Linked DNA regions of Homo sapiens: region 1 is linked to region 2. Evidence: chromatin contacts called from ENCODE Hi-C or POLR2A ChIA-PET data. All regions are on one chromosome and are shown on one strand. The core of a region is the stretch at or near the end of the contact, and the rest is flanking DNA. Distances in the headings are between cores, read along the strand shown. Region 1 overlaps UBE2E1 (ubiquitin conjugating enzyme E2 E1). Region 2 has its middle 42 kb from the start of NR1D2.

Evidence for each region. Hi-C counts contacts between places; a loop is a spot of excess contacts on that map. ChIA-PET counts read pairs that join two places held with the same protein, here RNA polymerase II (POLR2A). Pooled maps may share reads with other maps.
Region 1: a loop to region 2 is called in a pooled map, with 2.8 times the contacts of the local background. The contact joins two enhancer-like sites. A Hi-C loop is called at or near these places in 2 of 50 pooled maps. POLR2A ChIA-PET finds 5 or more read pairs at or near these places in 3 of 52 experiments (T-cell, WTC11 and activated naive CD8-positive, alpha-beta T cell).

The regions. Positions count from the first base shown.
Region 1 is chr3:23,863,440-23,867,324 of GRCh38, reverse strand. The region is part of intron 3 of UBE2E1 (ubiquitin conjugating enzyme E2 E1); the gene reads right to left. Among named protein-coding and RNA genes, the nearest start is that of NKIRAS1, 52 kb to the left of the region's middle. RefSeq lists an enhancer at 1,614-2,373. Within about 2 kb of position 1,289, at least 8 of the 41 ENCODE cell types and tissues checked have a DNase peak (open chromatin) inside an H3K27ac peak, as active enhancers do.
Region 2 is chr3:23,985,843-23,989,677 of GRCh38, reverse strand. No RefSeq gene overlaps it. Among named protein-coding and RNA genes, the nearest start is that of NR1D2, 42 kb to the right of the region's middle. Within about 2 kb of position 2,142, at least 4 of the 41 ENCODE cell types and tissues checked have a DNase peak (open chromatin) inside an H3K27ac peak, as active enhancers do.

The DNA of each region.
Region 1 (3,885 bases), core at 40-2,539, 120 kb after region 2:
TCACTCCAAGAACCAACATAAATCAAAGACAGAAAAGTACCCTAACACAATTGCAGAGAAATATATAATTTTCAAAGTTCCTTCACAAACTTTGACTTCTTTTGATCTTTGCCTAGAATCTTTGAATCAGGAAAGGTAACATTTATCCATTTTAAAGATGAGGAAAATAAAATACATAAAATATAAAAAAGACAAGAAGAAAGTAATACAAAATAAAGAAATACATTTAAAAACAAACAAAGAGAAAAAAAAAAAAGATGAGGAGAAGGATTCAGGATTAAGTGATTTGTTTGTACAAAGTCAGAAAGCCTGGAAGTCAGTTCTGGCTAATGGCAATCCAGGTTTTCTTAAGGTGATATATTTTTACTACACCCATGAAGCTTAAAATAAAGTTACCTGTCTTTGGACTCAACACAAAAGTTGTTTAATCACAATTACTGGTCTGCCTTTCCTACCTTATTATTTCATTTCTCTTTCACATTTGGATGGAAGCCAGGATTAAATAAGAACAAGAAAATCTTGTGATCTGCCAAAAGGTGTTATTTAAATTTCTTAATACCAAAAATTAAATCACTTTATTTGCAGAAATCAATTAGGTGAAAATAAAAGCATACCACACACAGTACTTAGTGTGGAGAGGAATTTCGATAATAATGTGACAACTCCAAAAATGCAGAGAATCCCCCACCTTAATGAAAACCAAAGACATTTTGGGGAAACAAGCATCAGTTCAATTACAGTCCAAACGTTATGCCCCTAAGCTGCAAAGAGAACAAGAAAGATGCACAATTCTTTTTTCCCCCTAGAGCTAAAAAAAAGCAGGTATAGAACATGAGACCTACTTTCTCCAGCTCAGAAGTTAGGTTGGTCCCACAGTCCAGGAATTCAGATCCACTTCACTCTATTCCATTCTAGTTCACAGTGGCACTGGGAGGTCCAGCAGTCATTAGAATGACCTGCACTGAAATGTGAGGTCAACCCCTGCCTGAGGATACAATATCACCCACTGCTCAATGCTCTGTGAAGCTGAGGCCTCTGCAACTTCTTTGTTCCCTCCCTCTCCACTGCAGGATCCACAACTCAGAACTACCAGGAAATAACAGGGTCAGGAGGTGAGGAGAGCTATTTACTGCACTTGGGGGAATCACTGGCTTCTTTCTTGGCCCCGGCTGGCCTGGAGAGACAAGAGGAAGGCTGTTTATATTTGCATAGGGCTGAGAGACTGAATGAGTGAGGTTATGCCCTGCATGTCAAATACAGGGCTGGGCTTGGAGGGGAGGGTCTGGTTGCTTTCTCATTGCCAACTCTTTCACCCAGGCGAATCCTTGGTCCTGCTGTCTACACACACCCTTCTAGCTGAGCAGTAGACAATAGCTTTCAAAAGGCTAGATGCTGCAGCAGCAGCAGCAGCTAAAGAGGCCCACAGATGGAGGGCTGATGTGGGACATTTCACAGCTACCTAAACGTAACAAGCCTAGAATGACTGGTAAGCAAATACTGGTGGCCACTGGTCAGGCACGAAACTGGCTTGTAAGTTAACAGACGGCAGAGTCATATGCTACTTCATGTTGGTATCAGTTGGTTTCTAAAATGATTCAAACAGTCATTTAATACCAAGAAGTCCAAAGCATTATCCCCAAACAGAGAAGGGTGCTGACTTACAAACATGTCCTATTCCAGCCAAGTGCTCACAGGTGTGAGCCAGCACTTTGGAAGTCCGAGGCAGGCAGACTGCTTGAGCCCAGGAGTTAGGGACCAGCATGGGCAACATTGTGAGACCTCATCTCTAAAAAAATACAAAACACAGCCGGGCATGGTGGCATGCACCTGTCATCGCAGTTACTCGGGAGGCTAAGGCGGGAGGATCACCTGAGCCCTAGGAAGTTGAGGCTGCAGTGAGCCGAGATTGCACCACTGCACTCCGGCCTAGGTGAGTGACAGAGTGAAACTCCATCTCAAAAAAAGGACTAAGTCTTAACTGACTGAAGAGTCTCCTGCTAGCCTTGAAGAAGCAAGCTCCTATGACATAAACTACCTAAGAAAAGGGCTAGAGAACTATGAGCGGCCTCTAGGAGTTGCCTGGGCCTCAGTCCCATAGCTGCAAGGAACTGAATTCTGTCAACAACTATGTGACCTTGTAAGAGCTACAGATGAGGACACAGGCCAGCTGACTCCTTGACTACAGCCAAGAGAGACCCTGAGCAGAGGGCTCAGCTAAGCTATGCCTGGATTCCTGACCCACAGTAACTGTGAGATACTAAATGTGTGTATTGTTTTGGGCTGCTAAATTTGCAGTAATTTGTTACACAGAAAGAGAAATCCTGACAGTCTGAAATTTATTTTCAGAAGAAGTTGAAACAGAGGGTCTCTGCACCAGTGGTCATTAACATGGATGAGGGCAGAGGTGCTGTACTGAAAAAGAGCTTATGCATGCAGGACAGTAAGACCCCAGTTTTCTTTCTCCACTCAGCTCCCAGAACACAGGCCGGCCTTCGCCCTCCAGGCAGTCTCTTCTGGGGAATATGAGCGACTCAGAGGAAAGACCTTTCTAACTAAGGAACAGATAACTGAGGAACATGGTTCTTTTCTAACATAAAAATCAAAAATCAAAACAAACTAGAAGATAGCCAACTACAGAAAACAGAAATTATAGGGAGAATTTCAAAATAAACTTATTAATATCCAGAGAGACAGAATACATTGCACTTATGAAAAAAGAATAAAGCCAAAACAAAATAACATTCAGAGGAGAAAAAGTAGCTTTTGAAAATTAAAAACAAAAGCAAGCAAACAAAAGATTTCAAAAACTCAATAAAAGATAAAGTTGAAATCTCCCAAGAAAGTAGAAGAAAGGCTGCAAATAGGAGAGAAAAGATACAACAATTAAAGGACCATAGGAAGGACAAAGATTTGAATAGTGAGAGTGATCCAGAAAGGGTAAACAGAGAGGAGGTCCAAAATAACTTAAAACTTACCAGGCCATGAGTTTCCACATTGAAAAGGCACAGTACATTGGAGGAAAACTGACCTACACAAGGTGGCACATCAAGTTTCCAGGGAGAAAAAAAAAAGTAATGTGTAAGAAACCCCAAATCAGCGGGCTTCAGATTTCAAAAGCAATAGTGGGAGTAAGCTGGCACTGAAGCAATGTCTTCAAAATGATTTCCAATACAAATTCCACACCAGACAAACTATCAATCAAGTGCTAGGGAAGAATAGAGATCTTTTCAGATACTTGAGGTCTCTAAAAAATTATCTCCCAAGAATCCTTTTTCAGGAAGTTACTGAGGGATGTACTCTGCAAAATAAGGGCATAAACAAGAAAAAGATAAAGGAAACAAAACTTCTATGTAGAATAGTAAAGAGAATTCCCCAAAAGACAGTGACACGAGAATCCGGTATGACAGCTATAAACAGAGTTAGCAGGTAGCCTGTTAAAACCAGAAGAGGTCAGATGGCTCTGGGGAGAGATTTCTTCAAAAAAGATAAAATTCAGGCTGGGCGCGGTGGTTCACGCCTGTAATCCCAGCACTTTGGGAGGCTGAGGTGGGTGGATGACCTGAGATCGGGAGTTTGAGACCAGCCTGACCAACATGGAGAAACCCCATCTCTACTAAAAATAGAAAATTAGCCAGGCGTGGTGGCGCATGCCTGTAATCTCAGCTACTTGGGAGGCTGAGGCAGCAGAATCACTTGAACCCAGAAGGCGGAGGTTGCGGTGAGTTGAGATCGCGCCACTGCACTCCAGCCTGCGCAACAAGAGCGAAACTCCGTCTCAAAAAAATAAAAAGTAAAATAAAATTTATATAAAACCTATGCATCTGAATGTCTTTTGAGGACTTTTAGATAATTGTGAAGGCATCTGGGGTTGAATTTGTGACAAGT
Region 2 (3,835 bases), core at 893-3,392:
GCTTTAAGGCACAGTAAGCTTGTCCACTACTAAAACATGGCCCATGAATAAGTGTCCTGGGTTCTGAAATATTAGACCGGCAATTCTCCATCCATGGGGAAATGAGGCAGATGGATGAGGGTGGAGGTTTTCTCTCCTATCCAGGCAGAGGCACAGGGTTGGGGAGAGGGGACAGAAGGATTCTCCCTCTTTTCTCCTCCCTGTAACTCAGGCTACGGGGGCCACAGAAGGCCCAACTCTGGCCCTCCTCTGACTGTGCCCCTGCCCTAAGCCAAGAAGACACACCTTCCCAGAGCCCAGAACCCCTTCTAGACCAAGCTCCAATTAATGTAATTCCCTGGCCAGAGGGACCTGGGCCTTCCAGGCAGGCCCTGAGACTCTTTCCTTGGTCCTCCTGCAGGCAGACCTCACTGCCCATGGTGCGCAGACCTAGGCCCAAAGGGGTGGCTCAGGAGGTGACAGTGTGAAAGATAAGGTAGACAGCTTGGACTCAGGAGCTGGGATGTCCACCGTTATGCGTGAGAGGCTTAGCTGCAGGCGGGTGCTAGGGGTGGAAGGAGCCCTATCTGTAGCATTTACTGATTTCCATAAAATCAATACTACTCCCACCATGGCCAATCTCAAGCTACCAATGCGAAGTCAACTGGCTCACAAAATTCCTGAAACATTGGCTTTCATGAGCTGGTAAGAACTGGCCCCAGCACACCACTGGAGAGGTCCTTCATGCTAGGGGACAACGGCAGGAGTGGAAAAAGGACAAAGGCAGACTGAGGACCTTCATCTATTTTTGCTCTGGCCCTTCATGTATCTGGCCCTGCATTCCTATCAACCAGGATGTTGTTCTGGTCACCGCTGATGATGGCCATCAGTACTGAGCTCACAAAGAAGGACCCTTTGTTCCTTACTATTCGATGTAGAAGATATGGATGACTCTTGGTGTCCATATTCGTCCGTTGTCACAATGCTATAAAGAACTACCTGAGGCTGAGTGTGGTGGCTCAGGCCTGTAATCCCAGCACTTTGGGAGGCCAAGGAGGGTGGATCACTTGAGCTCAGAAATTTGAGACCAGCCTAGGCAACATGGAGAAACCCCGTCTCTACTAAAAATACAAAAGTTAGCTGGGCATGGTGGTGCACACCTGTAGTCCCAGCTACTCGGGAGGCTTAGGCACGAGAATCGCTTGAACCCGGGATGCAAAGACTGCAGTGAGCGGAGATGCCACCATTGCACTCCAGCCCGGGTGACAGAGCGAGACTCGGTCTCAAAAAAAAAAAAAAAAAAAAAGAACTACCTGAGGCCGAATATGGTGGCTCACACCTGTAATCCTAGCATTTTGGGAGACCAAGGTGGGTGGATCACTTGAGCTCAGCAATTCGAGACCAGCCTGGGCAACATGGTAAAACCCCATCTCTATAAAAATTACCAAAAAGTTAGCGGAGCGTGGTGGTGTGTGCCTGTAGTCCCAGCTACTTGGGGTGCTGAGGTAGAAGAATCATTTCAACCCAGGAGGTCGACGCTGCAGTAAGCCAAGATCACACCACTGCACTCCAGCCTGGGTGACAAAGTGAGACCCTGTCTCAAAAAAAAAAAAAGAAAGAAAGAGAGAGAGAAGAAGGAAGGAAGGAAGGAAGGAAGGAAGGAAGGAAGGAAGGAGAAAGAAAGGAAGGGGAAAAAACAAATTAAAAACAAAAAGAACTGGCCGGGTGTGGTGGCTCACGCCTGTAATCCCAGCGCTTTGGGAGGCCAAGGCAGGCTGATCACCTGAGGTCAGGTGTTTGAGACCAGCCTGGCCAACATAGTGAAACCCTGTCTCTACTAAAAATACAAAAATTAGCCAGGCGTGGTGGCAGGCACCTGTAATCCCAGCTACTTGGGAGGCTAAAGCAGGAGAATTGCTTCAACCCAGGAGGCAGAGGTTGCAGTGAGCCGAGATCACGCCACTGCACTCCAGTCTGGGCGACAGAGTGAGACTCTGTCTAAAAAAAAAAAAAAGAACTACTTGAGACCAGACGATTTATGGTGAAAGGAGCTTTAATTGACTCACAGTTCTGCAGGCTATCTATACAGGAAGCATGGCTGGAAGGTCTCAGGAAATTTACACAATCGTGACAGAAGACAAAGGAGAAGCAAGCACGTCTTACCATGGAGGACCAGGAGAGGTGGAGAGTGAAGGGGGAGGCACTTTTAAACATCCAGATCTCATGAGAACTCACTCTCACAAGAACAGCCAGGGGAAATTCCGCCCCCATGATCCAATCACCTCCCATCAGGTCCCTACCCCAACACTGGGAATTACAATTCGACACAAGATCTGGTTGGGGACACAGAGCCAAACCACATCAGTGGCCTACCCAATAGCCTTTCCCCAACAGCTTCTTTCTGGAAGAGCCCGCTGCTCTCTACAGAGGCTGAAAAATGTTAGATACTTGCTTTCCCAGGCTCCCTTGAGGCAGGAGACCCAGTCTGGCCAACAGGAACTGAAGGGTGAAGCCCGCTAGAGCCTTCTGGAAAAGATTCCCCCCTAACATACAAGAGGAAGGTCTCTGCCCTTCTTATCTGGAAATGGTACCTCTGCTGTGATGCCTGAACTGTGGCAGCCATCTTGCAACCATGAGAGAAAACATTAGAAACAGGCACAGGATGACAAAGAAGGATCAGAACTCCTAGGTTCCTTCTTTTCTTTTAATTAATTGTGGTAAAATGTACATAACATAAAATTTACCATCTTAACTTTTTTTTTTTTTTTTTTGAGACAGAGTCTCGCTCTGTCGCCCAGGCTGGAGTGCAATGGCGCGATCTCAACTCACTGCAAGCTCCGCCTCTCAGGTTCACACCGTTCTCCTGCCTCAGCCTCCCAAGTAGCTGGGACTACAGGTGCCCACCACTATGCCCACCTAATTTTTTGTATTTTTAGTAGAGATGGGGTTTCACCGTGTTAGCCAGGATGGTCTCCATCTCCTGACCTCATGATCCACCTGCCTCAGCCTCCCAAAGTGCTGGCATTACAGGCATGAGCCACCGCGCCTGGCCCATCTTAACCATTTTTAAGTGTTCACTTCAATAGTGTTAAATACAATCACTTTGTTGTACAACCCATCTCAAGAATTCTTAAAAATTATTATGGGTGCATAACAGTTGTATGTATTTATGGGGTACATGTGTCATTTTGATGCAGGCATATAATGTATAATGATCAAATCAGGGTAATTGGGGTACCCATCACCTCAAGCATATCATTTCTTTGTGTCAGGGACATGCCAGTTCCACTCTTAGTTTAGAATTCTTTTCATCTTGCAGAACTGAAATTCTGAAATAATTCCCCCTTTCCCCCTCCTCCCAAACCCTGGTAACTATTTTTCTACTTTCTGTTTCTATGAATTTGACTACTCAAAGTACTTCACATAAGTAGAATCTTACAGTATTTGTGACTGGCTTATTTCATTTAGCACAATGTCTTCAAGGTGCATCCATGTTGTAGTATGTGTCAGAATATCCTTCCTTTTTGAGGCTCAATAATAGCACATTTTGTTTATTCATTCATCCTTCTATGGAAATCTGGGGTTTTCCCACATTTTGGCTATTATGAATAATGCTGCTATAAATGTGAGTACAAATATCTCTTCGAGAGCCTGCTGTCAATTCTTTGGGGTATATACCCAGAAGTGGAATTGCTGGATCATATGGTAGTTCTATTTTTAATTTTTTGAGGAACTGCCATACTGTCCTCCACAGCAGCTGCACTGACTTACATCTCCAACAGTGCACAGTGGTTCCAACTTCCCCACATCCTCACCAGCACTTATTTTCTGGTGTTTTTTTTTTCTTCCTGATAGT